Linked DNA regions of Homo sapiens: region 2 is linked to region 1. A link is a contact called in ENCODE Hi-C or POLR2A ChIA-PET data. All regions are on one chromosome and are shown on one strand. The core of a region is the stretch at or near the end of the contact, and the rest is flanking DNA. Distances in the headings are between cores, read along the strand shown.

Region 1 (7,397 bases), core at 3,636-6,135:
CAAGGAAATTGTTGGGTTTGAAATTCCAGGTAAGCAGAGTATGGCCTGAGAGCAGCGGCAGAGGCTGAAAGTGGGCTTGGTCTCGGTATTTTTGAGGCTGAGGTAGCTCCAACTCTCTCCCTCTGAGTCAGCACCCCACTTAAGACAGAAATACTGAGATCTGCGACCCCAGCCTCCCCCACAGCAACTCCACAGTCCCCAAACCTTTGCTCCGCTGGGTCCTCCCAAGTATGGTAGCTGACACAGCCCTGAGCAGCCCACTGTCCTCTGCCCTGCCAAGTCTTCTCACTCTTGTCACTTTGTCCTACATCATTTCTTTGTCTGGCACCCCTCCTAGAATTGGTGCCCCAGAGGTGGGAAAAACCTACCCTGCTCACTGCTCTATCTCCTGGGCTTAGCTCAGACTCTGGCATACGTGAGTGCTTAGTAGAAACTTGATGGGGTATTAAAATTGAGACCTGGGTGGGTTCTCACATTAAATTTCTAACACTCCTTAGGTGGCTTGGGCCCACCCCTCTGAGCCCTGTTTCCACATCTGTAAAGTAGCAAACCATCGCCATGAAGAACAGGGAAGAACCAGGTCAGCAGGCAGGGCGGATGAAGCATCCAGCCAGTTCTAGGAAGTTTCCGATGGCTAATCCTTCAGATGCAGCTTGTAAGCAGGTCAAATACAGAATAGGAAACTGAGGCGCAACGAAGTCATGCTTAGAAGTCTGTCCAGGGAGACCAGTCAAGGCCTCCCCCACACCCTGCAAGCCCTTCTAGGAGCTCTGGTTAAGTCACTCTCGTTCAATCTCCCTGAGAGGTACCATCCACAGGTCCTGAAGTGTGTGGCCTGTCCCTGCTGTGTGAGGTGGCCCTCCCCATTCTGCTTCCTCTTTGAGGTGGCCTGGCTCCTGGTGGTAGGCAAGTGCTAGAAGACAGCAGAGATGGCTGCCTCTGGTGTTGGGAGCTGGAGTCAAAGAGCCAGAGGGGTGTGTGTGTGTGTGTGTGTGTGTGTGTGTGTGTGTATGTTCATTATCCATAAGTACCCACTTGGCCCTCACTATACTCCAAGAGGGAGGCAGTCCAGCCTAGTGGTGAGATGGTGAGATGCTCCCACTATGGAGTCAGGCTGGAGTTGGCCTTGGGGCAGTCCTTCCTTTTTTTTTTTTTTTTTTTTTTTTTTTGAGACGTAGTCTTGCTCTGTAGCCCAGGCTGGAGTGCAATGGCGTGATCTTGGCTCACTGCAACCTCTGCCTCTCGGGTCCCGGTTCAAGCAATTCTCCTGCCTCAGCCTCCCAAGTAGCTTGGACTACAGGCGCCCACCACCACACCCAGCTAATTTTTGTATTTTTAGTAGAGATGGGGTTTCACCATGTTGGCCAGGCTGGTCTCGAACTCCTGACCTCAGGTGATCTGCCCGCCTTGGCCTCCCAAAGTGCTGGGAGTACAGGCCTGAGCCACCGCGCCCGGCCTGGGGCAGTCCTTCCTAAGCCCCAGTCTCCTACCTAAAAAAGATGGTTGTGAGGGTGTGGCATGCTCAGCACTCAGCACAGAGCCTTACTCACCATTAACACTCAACAAACAGCATGTGTTGTTAGTTTTTGTTTTGAGACAGTCTCACTCTGTAGCCCAGGCTAGAGTGCAATCATGGATCACTGCAGCCTTGATCTCCTGGGCTCAAGTGATCCTCCCACCTCAGTCTCCCAAAGAGCTGGGATTACAGGCATAAGCCACCTTGCCCCGCCAGTTTTTAGCCTGTCAGCTCTTTGAGGGACACTTGTTATGGTCATACCCACAGCTTTGACCCTTACCAGGTGGTCAGGTGGATGAATGAATGAGTAGAAAGAAGGAAGAGAAGGCAGGAGGGAGAAGAGGAAGAATGAAGGAAGGGTTGAGTTTGTTCTGGAAGCTCCCAGCTTCCATCCGCACCACACTCTCCCTCTGTCCCCAGGACACCAGGGAACTGACTCAAGGCTCTCCTCTTACCAGGTGCTGTGTGGGGTCCAGGGAGAAGAGCCCATTTGAAATGGGGCACTGGTCTAAACTCTGGACCTGCTGCTCACTATTGACTGAACTTAGCCACTTAAATATTCTCCTCTATAAAATGGGAGTGACCATAGCAACTACCTCGCTGAATTGTAGGGAGACCCAAAAAATGTATATGAATACATTTGTCAACTAAAGAGTGTTAGGGATTATCTCAGTGGAGGGATAGGCAGTGCAGGCTCTGGAACCAGACTTCTTGTGTTCACATCCCTGCTCCACTGCTTGGAGACCTTTGGCAAGGTCCTTAACTCCTCTGGACCTCAGTTTTCTCATCTGTAAAACAGGGATTATACTAGTTCCTACCTCACAGAGTTGTGAAGATTAAATGAGATAATGCATGAAAGGCTTTTCAATAAGAGCAGGGCACACATTAGGCATGATGTCCATGATCAAGTGCCTAATATGTGCCTGCTCTCAGGAAGGATGCTGTGAACTACTTCACACTAAAGTGTAAATGAATGATAAGATCTACTATGCTCCACTCATGCCTGTAATCCTAGCACTTTGGGAGGCCGAAGCAAGTGGATCACCTGAGGTCAGGAGTTCGAGACCAGCCTGGCTAACATGGCAAAACTCTGTCTCTACTAAAATACAAAAGTTAGCCAGGTGGGGTGGCACATGCCTGTAATCCTAGCTATTCAGGAGGCTGAGGCAGAACTGCTTGAACCCAGGGGGTGGAGGTTGCAGTGGGCCGTGATTGTGCCACTTCATTCTGGCCTGGGCGACAAGAGTGAAACTCTGTCTCAAAAAAAAAAAGAAATGATCTACTATACTCTCTCTCAGAGGCATATGAATCGTAACAGGAATTAAAGGAGTGAAACCCCATCTAATTATGGGATTTTAAAAAGTAAGGCATACAGGGGTAGGTAAGGTCCTTCCTAGGGTCCCTCAAAATCACGCCTGCTGCCCACTGCACAAATCCTGCCTGGTCCCAGAGAGGGACCACACACAGAGGAAGGGAGAACATAGTGCCAGTCCCTGAGGAAGCTCCCCTCTGCTGGAGAAACGAGAGGCAACTGGATCCCCCAATACTGCATCACTCCAGCTAAACATGGAGGGCCTTCGGAGGCATGGCAGGCAGTCGCCCGGGCTACAGCAACCAGAAGGGCTTCAAGGACCCTCCAGGGAGCAACAGGAGCCAGGGTGAGGGGGTGGGGAGGGGGATGGGCACTGGATGTGATGAGGACTGACTTGGGACGACTGACATGGGACCAGCGAGGAAGGGGTGGGCACTCTCCCAGGGCAAGACCCTCACTTTCCAATCCGTTTCCCCCTGACTGGCACCTGTAGTACAAGGTGCAGAGGGGGTCAGGAGGTGGGTTCTGAAGCCCTGGCATTGGGGTGTTACCAATGGGCACCCATTCAATATCTCTTCAGTTCCTCCTTTGGAGAAACCCTCTTCCCTCCTTCCTTTTCAGCCCATTGGAGCAGGTGAGGCTGCAGGTGTGGGGCCTGTGAACAGATTTGCCAATCAACACAGGGTTATTCCTGCCTTGCCCCTGGTATCTGTGTGGTCACATGACCCCAACTGTCCAGTTACAGTGAAACCCGGGACATGTGTCACAATTCCCAAGGACAGAGCCTCTTTCTACTCAACTGGAACTTGGGATGATGTGCCCCTGCAGCTGCAGCAGGTGCTCATGGAGCCCAAACACTTCCCAAGACAGCAAAGGCAAAGTACAAACAAGTACAAAGACTCTGGGAAATGAGTCTTCATGACGTCGTGGTGTCGCCAGATCGAGTCATGCCTGGGGTTCTCAGTTTCCTGAGCCAGTAGATTCCCTTTTTAGCATAAATCAGTTTGAGTCAGGTTTTCTGGCATTTGCATCATTAAGAGTCTGACATTCATATGGTGAATTTTCTTTTCTTTTTTTTCTTTTTTTTTTTTTGAGATGGAGTTTCGCTCTTGTTGCCCAGGCTGGAGTGCAATGGTGCGATCTCGGCTCACCGCAACCTCTGCCTTCTCCTGGGTTCAAGCGATTCTTCTGCCTCAGCCTCCTGAGTAGCTGGGATTATAGGCATGCGCCACCATGACCGGCTACTTTTGTATTTTTAGTAGAGACGGGGTTTTTTCCATGTTGGTCAGGCTGGTCTCAAACTCCGGACCTCAGGTGATCTGCCCGCCTCGGCCTCCTAAAGTGCTGGGATTACAGGCGTGAGCCACCGCGCCCGGCCATGGGTCTGTTCTTAAATGGGGCTTCCAGAGGGAACCTCAGCCTGTTTTGAAATAACAAGGATCCAGGCACGGTGGCTCACGCCTATAATCCCAGGACTTTGGGAGGCTGAGGCGGGCGGATCACGAGGTCAGTAGTTTGAGACCAGCCTGACCAACATGGAGAAACCCCATCTCTACTAAAAATACAAAATTAGCCGGGTGTGGTGGCGCATGCCTGTAATCCCAGCTACTCAGGAGGCTGAGGCAGGAGAATTGCTTGAACCCGGGAGGCGGAGGTTGCGGTAAGCCGAGATCGCGCCATTGCACTCCAGCCTGGGAAACAAGAGCGAAACTCCATCTCAAAAAAAGAAAAGAAAAGAAGAGAAAGGACAATAAGGAGTTAGAAACACTTTCTCCCTTCCCTCCTTCCCGAGGGGCGGGCTCCATCTTCTTTATTTTTTATTTTTAGAGAAGAGGTCTCCCTATCTTGCCCAGGCTGGTCTCAAACTCCTGGTCTCAAGCGATCCTCCGGCCTCGGCCTCCCAAAGTGCTGGGTTTAAGACGTGAGCCACCGCGCCCTGCCTCCATGTTCTTTAATCTGCTGTCCCTGGCCCAGGGACCTCCGCAGATAAAGCTCGGTTTCCCCTTTCTGACGCTGTTACCAGTTTGCGGCGGTTAACCCCCCAGAGAGAGCCTGACGCAGATTTGCTGCAGGAAACCACCGAGTCTCACGGCTTGGCACGAACTCTTCCTTCCGGGCCGGCCAGGATGCCTGAGCGTGGGGGTGGGCAGGGCACCTCCTACTTCCCCCCGCAGATAACCACCAACCCGGCCACATCATTCTCACATCTGGGAACTGAGCTCACTCGAGGCTTTTCTCACGTAGCCTCCTTTGAACCTGTTTCCTCATCTGTAAAATGGGGCTAAGGATAGCATCCACCTATTTCAGGGTCGTTTTGAGGGAATCCTGGAGAGAAAACTAGGGTTTTCAGCAAAAGGATCGGCACAAAGTAGATGTTCGCCGCTCCCCTCCCTCCTTCCCGCTCCCCCGGGCAGGAAGGCTCGCGTGCGCGAGGCCACAGCGCAAGCGGGTGCAGAGCAGGATTCGAACAGGGTTCCATGCAACTCCGTGCCCAGGGTCCTACCACCGCCTGAGCTCAGCGGTCTTCAGCCAGCGGGGCCCTTCCACCCCCTTCCTTAATAGTTTTCCTCCTCCGCCTCCTGCACGGCCTCCGCCTCCGCCTGACCGTCCTCGGAAACCTCCCAGCCGCAGCCCGGCCCTCCCCAGCGGCCTGAGTGGCCTCCTCCCGCGGCGCCCCCCAGCTCCGCACCTCCCCAGCCCCGCCCGAGGCGCGCCCAGCGAGCGTGACCCCGACCCAGGGCCACGGCTGCGCCCGTAGGATCGCGGGCGCGCGGGTCTCCATGAGGGACTGGGAGAGATGCGTCACCCGCTAATCCCTCAACTGGGTCGCACCCGGTCTGCCTTGGTTGGTCCCTTCTGATGGCGGAGGCGGGACCTCGACTTGGTGGCCAATGAGGAGCCTCGTGGGGGTGCTCTCGGCTGCCATGGCAACGGAGGGGCCGCCCGCTTCCCCGCGGGGCGAGGCCGGCTCTCCCAGGACTGGCCACATTGCAGTCACGCGCTGTGGCCCCAGTCCTGTTAGCATGAGGTGGGGGTCAGAAGTTGAGGAACAACTCGGACCTAAAGCCTTGACAATTGCCAACAGTGTAGACAAGTCCCAGCATGCCCAAAATTTATAAGAGAAGGCTGCCTGGAAGAGGGACACGATGAGGAGGGTCTGCTGAAACGGACAAAGAAACCCAGTTCAGTGCAGTGGAGTGGACATGGCACGGGCAGGGCACGGAGTGGGGTCGGTGCTTAGTAAGCGGATTAGGGTTTCCAAGCCAAGACCCACCCAGGGCAGGATGGGGAACCAAGGTGAGCAGGTGCGCTGAATTGTGGGTCTCACACTGTCCTTCAGTGTCCCGCAGGAAGAGAGAGCTAAGGATCACCAGGGTCATTCCCCTGCCTCAGGCAGCCTGCACTCCACCTTAGGTACAGTCATGTCCGGTCTTCAGCATTCATTAACCTCGTATTCTTCCCAGGAAGAGGAAGGTGACCAGGTTCATTGTCCCCATTTCATAAATGAGAAAACTGATGCCTGCCTGCTAAAGTAGCTCACCCTTGGGCCGTGGGGCCTGGCATTGGGCCCAAGCGGGGCCCTTCCAGGGAAGCCCCAGCCCGCAGTTCTGACGTTGCCCACCCTTGCTGATGGTGCAGGGATGTCAGGGGCAACTGAGCCCCATGTTTAACGAGGCAGGTGAGCTGGGGTCAGAACCCTGCCCTGGCCTCTGATGGCCCTGGGTGGGGATGTGTCTAACTCCCTCCTCAGTCACTCTGGGAGGGAGTCCAGTGTTGCCCCACGCTCGTGGCCTCCAGAAGCCCACAGTCTAATGGGGAGACAGACCCTACAGGGACCACATGATGTGAGAAATGCTGCAGGGGTGACGTGGACAAAGCACAGGGGAGCACAGGAGAAGGGGTGCCTGAGTCGGCCCAGGGAAGTCAGGGAAGGCCTCACAGCGGAGGCAACCCCAACACAAGATGCAGAGTGCTTGCTAGGCAGCCAAGCAAGGGGACGGTCGCCATCCCAGGCAGAGGGAGCAAAGGCCTAGAGGCCACCTGTCTGCAAAGCCTAGAGGCATCCCTGAGAGTGGCTCCGAAGAACAAGTCTAGGAGTGTGGACTACAACTTTAGGCAAGGCCCAGGCTGCAAAGTGAATACCAAAGACAGGGCTGTGTGCTCCACAGTTGGGTGCTTTCAGCCCCCTTCTGAATCAGCAGGCACCCACATACACTTTTCTCTAACTGGCAGATTCACAGAACCCCAAGAACCTTTCTCAGGACCCCACTTTGAGAAGTATTGGATTAGAAGTTAACACTGTCCGGCTCACAGTGGCTCACGCCTGTAATCCCAGCACTTTGGGAGGCTGAGGAGGGCGGATCTCTTGAGGTCAGGAGTTCAAGACCAGCCTGGCCAATATGGTAAAACCCCATCTCTACTAAAAATCCAAAAATTAGCCGGGTGTTGTGGCACACGCCTGTAGTCCCAGCTACTCGGGAGGCCAAGGCACGAGAATCGCTTCAACTGTTAGGCAGAAGTTGCAGTGGGCCAAGATCACGCCACTGCACTCCAGCCTGGCTGATGGAG
Region 2 (7,397 bases), core at 3,093-5,592, 1.1 Mb after region 1:
CTAAGCAAAAAGACAAATCTGGAGACATCACATTACCAGACTTCAAATACACTACAAGCCTATAGCTACCACAACAGCATGGTACTGGTTTAAAAGTAGGCACATAGACCAATGGAACAAAATAGAGAACTCAGAAATAAAGCCAAATACATACAGCCAACTGCTCTTTGACAAAGCACACAAAAACAAAAATTGGGGAATGGACATCCTATTCAATAAATGATGCTGGGAAAACTGGCAAGCCACATGAAGAATGAAACTGGATCCCTAACTATCATCCAATGCAAAAATCAACTCAAGTTGATAAAAGATTTAAATATAAGACCTGAAACTATAAAAATTCTAGAACATTGGAAACAGTCTTCTAAACACTGGCCTAGGCAAAAAATTCATGACTAAGACCCCAAAAACAAACGCAACAAAAACAAAAATAAATAGATGGGACCTAATTAAACTAAAAAGCTTCGGCACAGCAAAACAAATAATCAACAGAGTAAACAGACCACCCACAGAATGGGAGAAAATATTTGCAAACTATGCATCCAACAAAGGACTAGTATCCAGAATCTACAAGGAACTCAAATCACAAAGAAAAAAAAACAATTGCATTAAAAACTGAGCAAAGGACATGAATAGACATTTCTCAAAAGATACACAAATGGCCAAAAAACATGAAATAATCATTAATAATTCAACATCATTAATCATCAGGGAAATGCAAATTAACCACAATGAGATACCACCGTGCTCCTACAGGAATGGTTATTCTTAAAAAGTCAAAAAATGGGCCGGGCGCGGTAGCCCCCATCTGTAATCCCAGCACTTTGGGAGGCCCAGACGGGCGATCACCTGAGGTTGGGAGTTTGAAACCAGCCTGACCAACATGGAGAAACCCGTCTCTACCAAAAATAACAAAATTAGCTGGGCATGGTGGCGTGTGACTGTAATCCCAGCTACTTGGGAGGCTGAGTCAGGAGAATTGCTTGAATCCGGGAGGCGGAGGTTGGGGTGAGCTGAGATCACGCCATTGCACTCCAGCCTGGCAACGAGAGCGAGACTCCATCTCAAAAAAAAAAAAAAAAAAAGTCAAAAAACAATAGATGTTGGTGTGGATGTGGGGAAAAGAGACCGCTTATTACACTACTATACAGCCTCTACAGAAAACAGTATGGAGACTCCTTGAAGAGCTAAAAAAGATCTACCATTCAATCCAGAAATTCCACTGCTGGGTATCTACCCAAAGGAAAGAAAGTCATTATATGAAAAAGACTTTTGCACATGTATATTTATAGCAGCACAACTCACAACTGCAAAGATGTGGAACCAATCTAAGTGCCCATCAACTGAGTGGATAAAGAAAATGTGGTATATATAAACCATGGAATACTACTCAGCCATTAAAAGGAACAAAATAATGTCTTTTGCAGCAACTTGGATGAAGCTGGAGGCCATTTTTCTAAGTGAAGTAATACAGGGGTGGAAAACCAAAAGCCGTATGTTCTCACTGTGTAAGTGGAAGCTAAGCTATGAGTATGCAAAGACATAGGTATGAAGTGATATAATGGACTTTAGAGACTCAGAAAGGGGAGGGTGAAAGGGGGCTAGGAATCAAAAACTACACATTAGGTACAATGTACATTACTTGGGTGACTAAAATCTCAGAATTCACCACCATATAATTCATCCATGTAACAAAAAACCACTTGTACTCCAAAAGCTGTTGAAATTTTATCTTTTTTTTTGGAGATGGAGTCTTGCTCTATCATCCAGGCTGGAGTGCAGTGGTGTGATCTCCACTCATTGCAACCTCCACCTCCCAGGTTCAAGCGATTCTCCTGTCTCAGCCTCCCGTGTAGCTGGGACGTGCCACCGCACCCGGCTAAATTTTGTATTTTTAGTACAGACAGGGTTTCATCATGTTGGCCAGGCTAGTCTCGAACTCCTGACCTCAGGTGATCCACCCACCTCGGCCTCCCAAAGTGCTGGGATTACAGGCGTGAGCCACTGTGCGGGGCCATTGCTTAAATTTTTAAAAAGGAGGGACAGGTGAAACAGATTATGGATAGCCATACAAGGAGGTGTTATGTGGTTATTAAAAATGAGGCAGCTTTTTCTTTTACCCATATATGAAACCATCTATAACACGTATTAATGAAAAAAAAAAAAGGCAAAGTGAAAAACTGCATAGTGTGCTGCCATTATGTGTAAAAAATGCACTGATTTTGACTTATAGAATATCCCTGAAAGGACACTCAAGGAAGTAGAAAACAGTGACTGCTTCCTGGATGAAGAGCTGGGACACAATGGAGAAGACTATTTACCTTTCTTTTTTCTTTTTTTGAGATGGAGTCTCGCTCTGTTGCCAGGCTGGAGTGCAGTGGCACGATCTCAGCTTACTGCAACCTCCGCCTCCGGGGTTCAAGAGATTCTTGTGCCTCAACCTCCTGAGTAGCTGGGACTACAGGCGCCTGCCACCACGCCCGGCTAATTTTTGTATTTTTAGTAGAGACGGGGTTTCACCGTGTTAGTCAGGATGGTCTCGATCTCCTGACCTCGTGATCCTCCCGCCTAGGCCTCCCAAAGTGCTGGGATTACAGGCGACAGCCACTGCGCCCGGCCGAGACTTACTTTTCAATGTACTTTAGCCCTTTTAGAATTGTACATATATCATTTATTCAAGAGGCAGATTTTAAACGTTTTTGTAAAAAGCTAAATAACACCCAGAGTGACTCAAAAAATTTCTCAACTTTGCCCAAGTGAATAGTAAGTCTAGAGTTTTTTGGGTTTTTTTTTTTTTTGTGACAGAGTTTCTCTCTGCCGCCCAGGCTGGAGTGCAGTGGCGATCTTGGCTCACTGCAACCTCTGCCTCCCGGGTTCAAGCGACTCTCCTGCCTCAGCCTCCAGAGTAGCTGGGATTACAGGCGCGCGCCACCACGCCCAGCTAATTTTTGTATTTTTAAGTAGAGACGGGGTTTCACCGTGTTGGTCAAGCTGGTCTCAAACTCCTCCTGACCTCGTGAATCTCTCGCCTCGGCCTCCCAAAGTGCTAGGATTACAGGAGTGAGCCACCGCGCTCGGGCTTTTTTTTTTTTTTTTTTAAACATTCTCTGTTAGCAATCACTTTTAAAAGACTAGAAAATCATTTTTGGTTTTCCAAACCACCTCCACCCAGTGAGTCAGTTAGTAAAAGGGCTGGGTCTCACCGTTTCTCATTGATGGCATGAAGCCCAGGAACCCAAGAGGCAGCTGTTGCAAATTTATGGGGGAAAAAATACACGAAACAGGAAGGGTGACTGAAGATACGCGCAACAGCGAATACAATTTTGCAAAACCGGCTTCTAGGTATGGTAGGATCATTTAAATCCGTCAGTGATGTGGAGAAAGAACATGGAGGCATGGCTAGTCCTCTGCACGGACAGGTAGGTAGCCAACCACCAGTGAGGACTGAAAGACAGTCCTCACTGAAAAGGACTGAAAGTTTGCAGTGGCCAAAATTATCTCTTTTACCTATTCAGTGCTTGAAACTCTTTCCTTGCCTGGAAGGTAACTCATTACACTCATCATCTAATTCGGACACATTTAGCAGATTAGCTGGCCATCAGCTGGCAAAAATCAGGGCGTTTACGGCAGTCGGAAGACAACAGCGTCATGTCTGTCACTTTACGGTGGACATCAGCCATCTACCTCTGCACCTTGGTTTCCTTGCGCAGTGTTTGCACAGGATGAGCTAATTTCAACACAGATTTGCTGCTGGTCGGGGAACAGCAATCAAATCTGGAATGCTATTCTAGAATAGCTTCCAAGAACTGTAAACGAGAACCAGTGTACGACCTTGGCCTGGCGCATTCTGTCCTACGGTTCACTAAACACAGTAAAAATTTCCCCAAGTTTCCCTAAATTCGCTGTGTCACCGGAAAGTACAGCCACTACCAGCCAGACGGCTTTCAGCACTGCCCGTGCGTTTCCCTACTCAGCCTCCCGCGAGGCAGCTGGGCCACGCTCCGGCCTCAGCCCCTCCACCTGCCCGAGGGCGGGGCGCCACTGGTCCCTGGGATTTCCAAACGGACGGAAGGGCTTCCCGTAAGCCAGGCCGGCCGCCTCACCCACGCCACCCCAACACACCCCGGCCGGCAGCCCGGCTACGAGACGCGCAAACCGAGTCGCCGCCATCCGGGAGGCCCACACTGCCCTCCAGCCGCGCCCCACTAGCACCGGGACAGCAGCGCCCAGAGCTGGCCGAGGGCAAGACCACCGAGGCAGACGAGGTGGGAAAGGGAGGGGGGCGCCGCTCCTCACCTGACCCCAGCAGCAGCGTCACAGCCCAACCCGGTCTCCCGCAAGATGGAGCCGGGGGCGGGCCCAGGGTGGGCGGGGCGTCTCGCGAGCCCGTTAGGATCGCGGCTGCAGCCGGGAACACCCCCGGAGCCGGAGAGGGCGCTGCGGGGAGCGGGCTGTCCCTCAGTCCCGCCCCTAGGCGCCACCTGAGGGAAAAAGACTCTCCCTTCGGGTGGCCCAGCGGATTTTTAATCACATTTATCTGTCGCAAGGACCCTGCACCAATCCCTTTTAAGGCTGCCTCAAGTCACCTAGGAAGTTGCAGCAGTCCTGGGGGTATCCGGGGCCCCTTCAGTGGCGGGCGGTAGAGAAGGGCTGAGACTGGGAGGCTGGTGCAGCCTCCCCGCCTCTGAAATACCGTCCTCCAGGTATTTTCTGGGGACAAAGACGGCGTTTTTTGTTAGCCTCCTGTGAAAGTAATATTTGTGGGAAATCTTAGTTGGAACTGTAGATGAACTAATCAAAATCACTCCCGAAAGGAGTTGTTAGGTGATTTTAGGCTCCCCTCGTGGCTACAGCATTGAACACACATTAGCATTAAACATTTGAGGCAATTACGAGGGCTCAGATCAATATTTTAAACTCGTTAAGGAATTTATATTACAGAGAAAACCAATCAGCTACCTTTTAGAGTGGTAAAAGGTAGCTTCTGGGTGTGGTCCCCCGAACAGCAGCATCACCTGGAAACGTGTTAGTAACGCAGATTATTGAACTCCACCTTAGACCTACTGAATCAAACTCCCCGGGTGGTGCCCAGCAACCTGTTTTAACAAGCCTTCCAGGTGGTTCTGATGCACACTAAAGTTTGCACATCTGATGCACATCAACTTACTTATTCCTCTACACACTTTTCTACCCAAAAGCTTCCTCATGGGGGTGGAATAGAGTGGATTACGATTTTAAATGGGAAGAGCAAGCAAAATATACGTGGCTTCCAAATAGGTGTGTGGAGTGAAAAGTATTTGAGGCAGGTCATTGCCTCATTTAACAATGGTAGACAAAATGCACAACTCTCTAGGTGACCAGCATTAATTCCCCGGCGCCCAACAGTCTGTCTACCTGGAAAATAACAGGACTTTCTGTCCTACCTACCCCAGAGACCTCCAGGATTTAAGCCTTCCCTGAGAAGCCTACTCTGTTCATTCTAGAGTTCCCTTTGTGAGCTCGTTCCAAACCCTCCCTCTGCCTTAAATACCACCATAACAGGGTATTTGCCAAACCTCTTATTTCCAGCCCACTTTCCTGAGCTGCAGGAATAGTCCAATAGTCTACTACGACATTTGCCATTTCATCCTTTCAATTCATCCTTTCTTCCTGGCATAAAAGGCGTTACAGGATCGGAGACCCTTTCCTCCTGCTACCTCTGCTTAGAAAGCACTGCTCATCTTTTAACAATTACTCATCTTAATTAGACTTGTTTTCAAGGTTGCTCATCTCCGTCTTGCTCCAATAAACTCTTCCTGATCTTCTTTTTTGTACTCAACTGGACCATTTTAATTTTTTAATTTTTTTGGAGACAGAGTCTTGCTCTGTCACCCAGGCTGGAGTGCTGTGGTGCGATCTAGGCTCACTGCAACCTCTGCCTCCGGGGTTCAAGCGATTCTCATGCCTCAGCCTCCCGTGTAGCTGGGAGGCATGTCACCACGCCCAGCTAATTTTTTTGTATTTTTAGTACAGATGGGGTTTCGCCATGTTGGCCAGGCTGGTCTCGAACTCCTGGCCTCAAGCGATCCACCTGCCTCAGCCTCCCAAAGTGCTGGATGTATTACAGGCATGAGCCACCATACCTGGTCAACATCTCTGAAGGCCATGGTATGTTCCAGAGTTCATGTGAAATAAGAGCCATCATGCTTCTAATGTGAACATCCCACTGTATCAGAGTCTGGTTTTTTTTTGTTTGTTTTTGTAGTTTTGAGACAGGGTCTCATTCTGTTGCCCAGGCTGGAGTGCAATGGCACAATCTCAGCTCATTGCAACCTCTGCTTCCCAGGTTCAACGAATTCTCCTGCCTCAGCCTCCCAAGTAGCTGGGATTACAGGCATCCGCCACCACGCCCAGCTTTTTTTTTTTTTTTTTTTTTTTTTTTTTTTGAGACAGAGTCTCACTCTGTTGCCCAGGCTGGATGGAATGCAGTGGCACGATCTCGGCTCACTGCAAGCTCTGCCTCCTGGGTTCACGCCATTCTCCTGCCTCAGCCTCCCGAGTAGCTGGGACTACAGGTGTCTACCACCACGCCTGGCTAATTTTTTGTATTTTTAGTAGAGACAGGGTTTCACTGTGTTAGCCAGGATGGTCTCGATCTCCTGACCTCATGACCCACCCGCCTCAGCCTCCCAAAGTGCTAGGATTACAGGCATGAGCCACCACGTCCGGCCTAAATTTTTATATTTTTAATACAGACGGTGATTTGCCATGTTGCCCAGGCGAACTCCTGACCTCAGGTGATCCACCCACCTCGGCCTCCCAAAGTGCTGGGATTATTACAGGTGTGAGCCACCACGCCTGGCCCAGAGTCTGGTATTTAAGTTCATATCCTTTTTGTTCCATTAGAATAGTAATTTTGTCCCTCAGGGACACCTGACAATGTGTGGAGACATCTTTGTTTGTCACAACTGAGGGGAGGTGGTGGGGTTACTAGCATCTAGTGGGTGAAAGCCAAGGATTCTAAACAAGGTACGTATCCTACAATGCCTACAGTCCCTACACAAAGAATTATTCAGCCCAAAAAGTCAATAGTGCTGAGGTTAAGAAACCCTGAGTCAGAGTGATCTTTCTAAAGAATAAATTGGGTCATGTAATTCCCGTGATTAAACTTTTTTAATAGCTTCCCACTGGAACCAGAATAAAATAAAATCCAAACTCCTGATGGTCTATTAAGCCCTAGATAATCTGGTCCCTGCCTACATCGCTCATCTAATCCCTTTTCACTTTTTTTTTTTTTTTTTTGAGACGGAGTCTTGCTCTGTCGCCCAGGCTGGAGTGCGGTGGTGCAATCTCAGCTCACTGCAAGCTTCGCCTCCCAGGTTCACACCATTCTCCTGGCTGAACCTCCCAAGTAGCTG

What was found. A loop is a pair of places that touch in the nucleus more often than their neighbours do. ChIA-PET counts read pairs that join two places held with the same protein, here RNA polymerase II (POLR2A). Pooled maps may share reads with other maps.
Region 2: a pooled map shows a loop between it and region 1 (8-fold over the local background). The contact joins the promoter of ANXA7 here to the enhancer-like site in region 1. A Hi-C loop is called at or near these places in 2 of 50 pooled maps. POLR2A ChIA-PET finds 5 or more read pairs at or near these places in 4 of 52 experiments (A549, GM12878, activated CD4-positive, alpha-beta T cell and 1 more).

Annotation. Positions count from the first base shown.
Region 1 is chr10:72,292,451-72,299,847 of GRCh38, forward strand. No RefSeq gene overlaps it. Among named protein-coding and RNA genes, the nearest start is that of DDIT4, 22 kb to the left of the region's middle. RefSeq lists silencers at 128-177, 5,380-5,649 and enhancers at 3,421-3,715, 4,720-5,019, 5,671-6,327, 5,940-6,029. Within about 2 kb of position 4,886, at least 39 of the 41 ENCODE cell types and tissues checked have a DNase peak (open chromatin) inside an H3K27ac peak, as active enhancers do; they include GM12878, where a contact is called at or near this core.
Region 2 is chr10:73,409,716-73,417,112 of GRCh38, forward strand. It overlaps ANXA7 (annexin A7), which reads right to left and starts at 4,343. Exons shown (of 13, transcript NM_001156.5): 1 at 4,297-4,343. RefSeq lists silencers at 816-1,023, 3,967-4,526 and enhancers at 3,357-3,476, 3,487-3,566.